Regions from separate parts of the Homo sapiens genome. Here region 2 is linked to region 1. A link is an interaction called in ENCODE POLR2A ChIA-PET data of the cell type or tissue named here. Cell type or tissue: K562. All regions are shown on one strand. Each heading gives the region's core, and the rest is flanking DNA. Links, peaks and the distances in the headings are about the cores only. Region 1 overlaps ACOT7 (acyl-CoA thioesterase 7). Region 2 overlaps RNF207 (ring finger protein 207).

Evidence for each region. ChIA-PET counts read pairs that join two places held together with the same protein. Peaks named below come from ENCODE experiments on the same cell type or tissue, not always from the same donor. Only the 100,000 strongest peaks of a DNase experiment are listed, where the experiment ranks them.
Region 2: POLR2A ChIA-PET joins it to region 1 with 5 read pairs; 3 of 35 experiments call an interaction of 5 or more read pairs at or near these places.

Annotation. Positions count from the first base shown.
Region 1 is chr1:6,315,817-6,318,721 of GRCh38, forward strand. ACOT7 (acyl-CoA thioesterase 7) reads right to left here. Exons shown (of 9, transcript NM_007274.4): 6 at 2,676-2,762. Among named protein-coding and RNA genes, the nearest start is that of GPR153, 56 kb to the left of the region's middle. In K562, for the core only: no CTCF peak of the experiment used is centred there; DNase peaks (open chromatin) are centred at 1,325 and 1,785.
Region 2 is chr1:6,211,554-6,214,458 of GRCh38, forward strand. RNF207 (ring finger protein 207) reads left to right here. Exons shown (of 18, transcript NM_207396.3): 13 at 314-500; 14 at 678-863; 15 at 1,129-1,180; 16 at 1,513-1,630. Among named protein-coding and RNA genes, the nearest start is that of RNF207, 6.9 kb to the left of the region's middle. In K562, for the core only: no CTCF peak of the experiment used is centred there; no DNase peak of the experiment used is centred there.

The DNA of each region.
Region 1 (2,905 bases), core at 248-2,747:
TTACAAATTGTGGGCAGAAAATCCCTACTAAAATAGGCATTATTGTAAAGCCATTATTCCTAATACACATCTTAACATGTGCCTGTATCAGTGAAGCAGCTTAGACACCGTAAATGAACATGACATGCTGCGGACTTCCAAGGGGCTTCTCCAGTGACTTCTCCCACTCCTGGCATCTCACTGATGCCTTTCAGCACATAAAGAAAGAAAGACTGGGCTTAAGGGTGTGGACTTTTCAGCACGTAGACAGCGACGACGGAAATGCCCCATTTAGTGAAGAACGTCTAACATGTCGACAAAGTAAGCAGAACTCATAGCCCAGAGTTTCACAAATTCCAGGCAGAATGGAGCTGTATGAGTCTCAAACACAATACTCGGAAGTGGCAGAAGCCTGGGCTTGGGATGGCCAGGCTCGGAAGAGGGAGCTGAGCCCACCCTGGAATTCGAGGGAGGACAGAGACATGGGGGCAGTAAGGAAGGGGAAACAGGGAATGCCTCTGAGGCAACAGCTGTTCTGCGGGCAGCAAGACACTCAGATTGTCATAGTGCTCGTGGGCCTGGAAGTGCTGTTATAAAGCACAGCTTCCCTTGGCAAGACCATAGTTAATCAGATTTACGAGCAGTGCAGCCACCACTGAGTGGGAAGACGAAAACAATCATGAAGTAGGAAAAAGAAAAAGAAACAAACTTTGGAAACATATCTCACATCAGGGCCGGGCGCGGTGGCTCACGCCTGTGATCCCAGCACTTTGGGAGGCCAAGGTGGGCAGATCACTTGAGGTCAGGAGTTTGAGACCAGCCTGGCCAACATAGTAAAACCCCATCTCTACTTAAAATGCAAAAATTAGCCGAGTGTGGTGGCACGTGCCTGTAATCCCAGCTACTTGGGAAGCTGAAGCGGGAGAATCTCTTGAACCCAGGAGGCGGAGGATACAGTGAGACAAGATCAGATCATGCCACTGCACTCTAGCCTGGGCAACAGAGTGAGACTCCATCTCATAGGCCCAGAGCCAATGTCCCAAACCTGAAAGTGATTGGTGCCTCTCACTCATGGAGTAAGTATCTGCAAGGTGCCCCTTTGACTCTCTGTGGGTGCTGGAGCCAACACAAAGAATATGATCCAATCCCTGCTCCTGAGGTGTCCCTGGTAGAAATATAAATGTAAGCCAGCACAGAGTGGTGTCGTTTGAGCTGGGTTTTGAAGGATAAATAGGAGTTTTCTGAGTGGAGAAGAAAACAGAACTTGGTGTTCCAGGCAGTTAGAAATGACAGCATTGTGCAAAAGTGCCTGTTATGCCTGGGACAGATGAATAGCTCAGTACACCAAGAACAGCTGCACCCAGCCTTCATTAACCACACAGCACCTTCACAACTTCTGCTCTCACTGATACCACTTCACTATGATCTTATCTCCTTGACGTTTTTCTTCAACCAACTTGTTTTTAAAAGCTTACTTTGGTCTTCTTCAAAATTACAGTAGCCATGAAATTACAGGTTTGATATGCTATCTACATTTTCTTTAAATCATGAAAAATAATTACACATTATTAAAGTAAAAAGTGTCCATCTGTGAACCTAGAGCTAAATCCTCTTGCGTTCCAGCTGTTTCCCAAACTCTGGGAAGCCAAGCTACGAACTTTAAGGCCTGTGTTGTTTGAGAAGAGATCTGTACTTACTGGGAAAAAATAAATGCAAACATTAGAGGAAAAACATTATTAACGAGTCACTGCCGGTGAGTCACGATGCTAGTCTTTGGGGCCATCGGTGCCCTGCAAGGCCCTGCCCTGACCCTCAGCAGGCATTAAACATCTCACAGCTATCAGATCCCGGGGCTGCATGTGAGCCTCCCCAGGGACGCAGTCATCCGTTTAATTTTTATCACCAATTTGAAAAATGGGTGCCAGAGTCTTTCTTTTTTTTTTTTTTTTTTCTTGAGACGGAGTCTCACTCTGTCGCCCAGGCTGGAGTGCAGTGGCACGATCTCAGCTCACTGCAACCTCCGCCTCCCAGGTTCAAGTGATTCTCTTGCCTCAGCCTCCCGAGTAGCTGGGACTACAGGCGCCTGCCACCACACCTGGCTAATTTTTGTATTTCTAGTAAAGATGGGGTTTTGCCATGTTGGCCAGGCCGGTCTTGAACTCCTGACCTCAGGTGATCCAGCCACCTCGGCCTCCCAAAGTGCTGGGATTACAGGCGTGACCTATGGCGCCCAGCCTGCCAGCATATTTCTGTGATTTATTGTTCAACCTTTTCTTTTGAGATAGGGTCTCGTTCTGTTGCCCAGGCTGAAGTGCAGTGGCACGATCATGGCTCACTGCAACTTCGACCTCCTGGGCTCAAGCGATCCTCCCACCTCAGCCTCCCAGTAGCTGGGATCACAGGTGCAGGCCACCATGCCCGGCTTATTATTTATTTTTTTGTAGAGACAGGGGTCTCCCTATGTCGCCCAGGCTGGTCTTGAACTCCTAAGCTCAGGCAATCCTCCCGCCTCCATCTCCCAAAGTGCTGGGATTACAGGCATGTGCCACTGCACCTGGCCTATTGTACAACTTCTTGGAAGTTTGTACTTCACCAAACACAAGAGCCTCAAGTGTGTCAGACAGCAGCACGGCTGCCAGAGAAGCAACAATGAGCCAAGGGACAGGAATGGAGTGGCCAGGGCGCTTCCTTCTTACCTCCGTGCACAAAGCCGTGCAGGGTGCAGTCTGAAGGCCCCACCAGGTGGATCAAGCTGGACTGGCTGTAGCTGACAGTGTTCGGCTCTGGAATTGCAAAAGAGAGAGATTAGTTATGGGGTAGGCTGATTCCCACAGCTGAATGGTCTGGCAATGCCGAAACCACCCTCAGGTCTACACAGTCAACGAAGGCGTCCAAAGCCGGGTTCAGCTATGATTTCTCTAAGGAA
Region 2 (2,905 bases), core at 90-2,589, 100 kb before region 1:
AGACTGGGCCCACACTTCCTCTGTCCAGCATAGAAGTGAACACACCACTCACTCGGTCCTGGCCCCGGCAGCATTCCGACGGACTTGCTCTTGGCCCCACATCCTGGAACCCACTCCAGGGACTTTAAAAAATAGATGTGGATGTCCGGGTGAGGCCTTGCCTCAGCCTTTTCAAATCTCCTGGTGGCTCTGCTGTGCTCCAGGTGGTGGAGAGGGCTGTGAGATCCCGGAGCAGTCCAGGGGGCTGCCCTGGGAGGCTGGGGGAGGGGCAGACTTCCCCACCCCCCTGCATCCACACTGGCTCTCTCCCCAGGCTGGCAGGGGGCTTAGGCCCCAAGGCGCTGACGGGGCCCCACTGCCCCTCCCCAGTAGGAAAGATGTCGGGGTCACCCGTCCAAAAGCCCACGCTGCACCGGTCCATCAGCACCAAGGTGCTGCTGGCGGAGGGCGAGAACACGCCCTTCGCAGAGCACTGCCGCCACTATGAGGACTCCTACCGGGTGAGGGGGCAGGGATCTGCCGGAGGGGGGAGATGTCCTAACCCACTCCTCACCAAGGTACGCTCAGGGAAATCGAGTTCTCCCAGCTGCTGAAGCTGGGAGCCATTCCTCCACCAAGTCCATGGCAGTAAAAACAGCCTAGGGTGACCCACGCTCTCACACAGCCTCTCTGTGCAGCACCTGCAGGCAGAGATGCAGAGCCTAAAGGACCAGGTACAGGAGCTGCACCGAGACCTCACCAAGCACCACTCGCTCATCAAGGCGGAGATCATGGGAGACGTCCTGCACAAGTCCCTGCAACTGGACGTGCAGATCGCCTCGGAGCACGCCTCCTTAGAGGGCATGAGGGTCGTCTTCCAGGAGGTAGCCCTCCCAAGGACTCTAACTCCAGCCCCACCTGTCAGGGGATACCTGGGCTACCCTAAGACAGTAAGCGGGGAAAGAGGACCTGGCCTGTACCCCACGGGACCCTCATGTGGCAGGGTCTGGAAACTGGGAGTCTTTGCTGCTTGGAACCACGTGGACCTGGCTGGGGGGTGCTTTGTAGATCTGAGTAGCTAGAGATAGCAATGCCGCCACCGTAAATTCAGCTCACTGCCACATCCAATGTCCAGCTTTTCTCTTTCAGATTTGGGAGGAAGCCTATCAGCGAGTGGCTAATGAGCAGGAGATTTATGAAGGTTCCAGACAGTTGGCTGCCGAGTGAACCCTCTGTCCCTGAGCTAACCCACATACTAGCAGAGGAGGAAGTCAGAGTCGGCCACTAACCAGATGCAAATCCCCACACTCTTCCCCTTAGCGCTTGACCGTGCCTCCCAGCTGCTAACTGGCCTCAAATGATGCATGTGAGGTCAGGATTCATTGAGTAGAATGCCCCCACCAAGTGCCTCCCTCTTTAATTAGAGGTCATCATGGAAATGGTCGGGATATTTACGTGGTGCCTGGCTTGAGTAAAAATCTGAAGCCAGATGCTTCAGGATTAAGACCCCATGCTCTGGCCTTGGCCCCACAGCCCAGCTCCATGACCTTCTCCAGCTGAGGCAGGAGAATGCCTACCTGACCACCATCACCAAGCAGATCACGCCCTACGTCCGCTCCATTGCCAAGGTGAAGGAGCGGCTGGAGCCCAGGTGAGGCCAAGGGGGTGTTCCCAGGGCCACTGAGACTCTTCAGAATGTGCATGGGGGCTGGGTGCGGTGGCTCACGCCTGTAATCCTAACACTTCGGGAGGCTGAGGTGGGCGGATAACCTGAGGTCAGCAGTTCGAGACCAGCCTGGCCAACATGGTGGAACCCCATCTCTACTAAAAATACAAAAATCAGCCATGCATGGTGGCTCATGCCTGTAATCCCAGCTACTGGGGAGGCTGAGGCACGACAATCTACAGCCTGGGTGACACAGTGAGACCTTGTCTTAAAAAAAAAAAAAAAAAAAAACTGCATGGGAAAGGTGCCACACCCACAGGACCCTGTTCAGGGAAGTCAGCTGGCCAGGTCATTAGGGTTCCTTTGGGGTATCTGGGCGGACAAGGTGCCGGACATTTGCAAAAGCATGGTCACAGTGAGTGGGCTGCTCTGAGTTTCTGCTTTTAGGCTCAGAGTTGGTCCCTCCAACCCTCAGGAGTAGGTCAAAGCAGAAGGCACTTTCTAAGGGTGTCACGAGGGTCCTGCTGGGCTGATCCAGGCAGCAGGACATGGAGGAGAGGGCAGGAACTTCATCAATGTAAGACAAGCCAAGTCTGTGCAGAGTCCTGACCAGGCTGTCTCAGCACTGTGCTCAGGTTCCAGTGGCAGAGGGATCTTGGTGGCAAGTCTTCGCTGTTCCTGTCTCTGAGTCACTGGGCCCCAGGATAGACTGGTTGCCCTGTAGGTCTAGGGAATGGCTGGAGCCTGGGCTCTCCCTTCACCACCCTTGTGGTGAAGTGCCTGTCAGGTTTTAGGGGGGCCCACCTCCTGGTAACTTCTTGAGAAAGAGTGTGAAGGAGGTGCATGTTTGGGATGGCAGGGTCTGACAATGTCTCCATTCTAGCTTCATACTTGACAGTTTCACTGGGTATCAAATTCTAGATGGGAAATTCTAGATTGGGAAGGATTCTCCTTCAAAGGCATCGCTCTCTCGCTTTCTTATTTTCTAGCTTCCATGGTTGTTGTTCATGAAGTCTGAAGGCACTCAGACTCCTAACCCTTGTAATGCGACCTACTAATTCTCTGTGGAAGCTTGTAGAATCTTCTCTTTGCTCCCAGTGTTCTGAGATTTCACTTTGGTGAGAGTCTATTTCCATCCATTAGGTTGGATACTGGCAGGCTCTTTCAATCTGAAAATTCATGGTCTTCAGTTTTGGCATATTTCTTTTTTTTTTTTCTTTTTGAGATGGAGTCTTGCTCTGTTGCCGAGGCTGGAGTGCA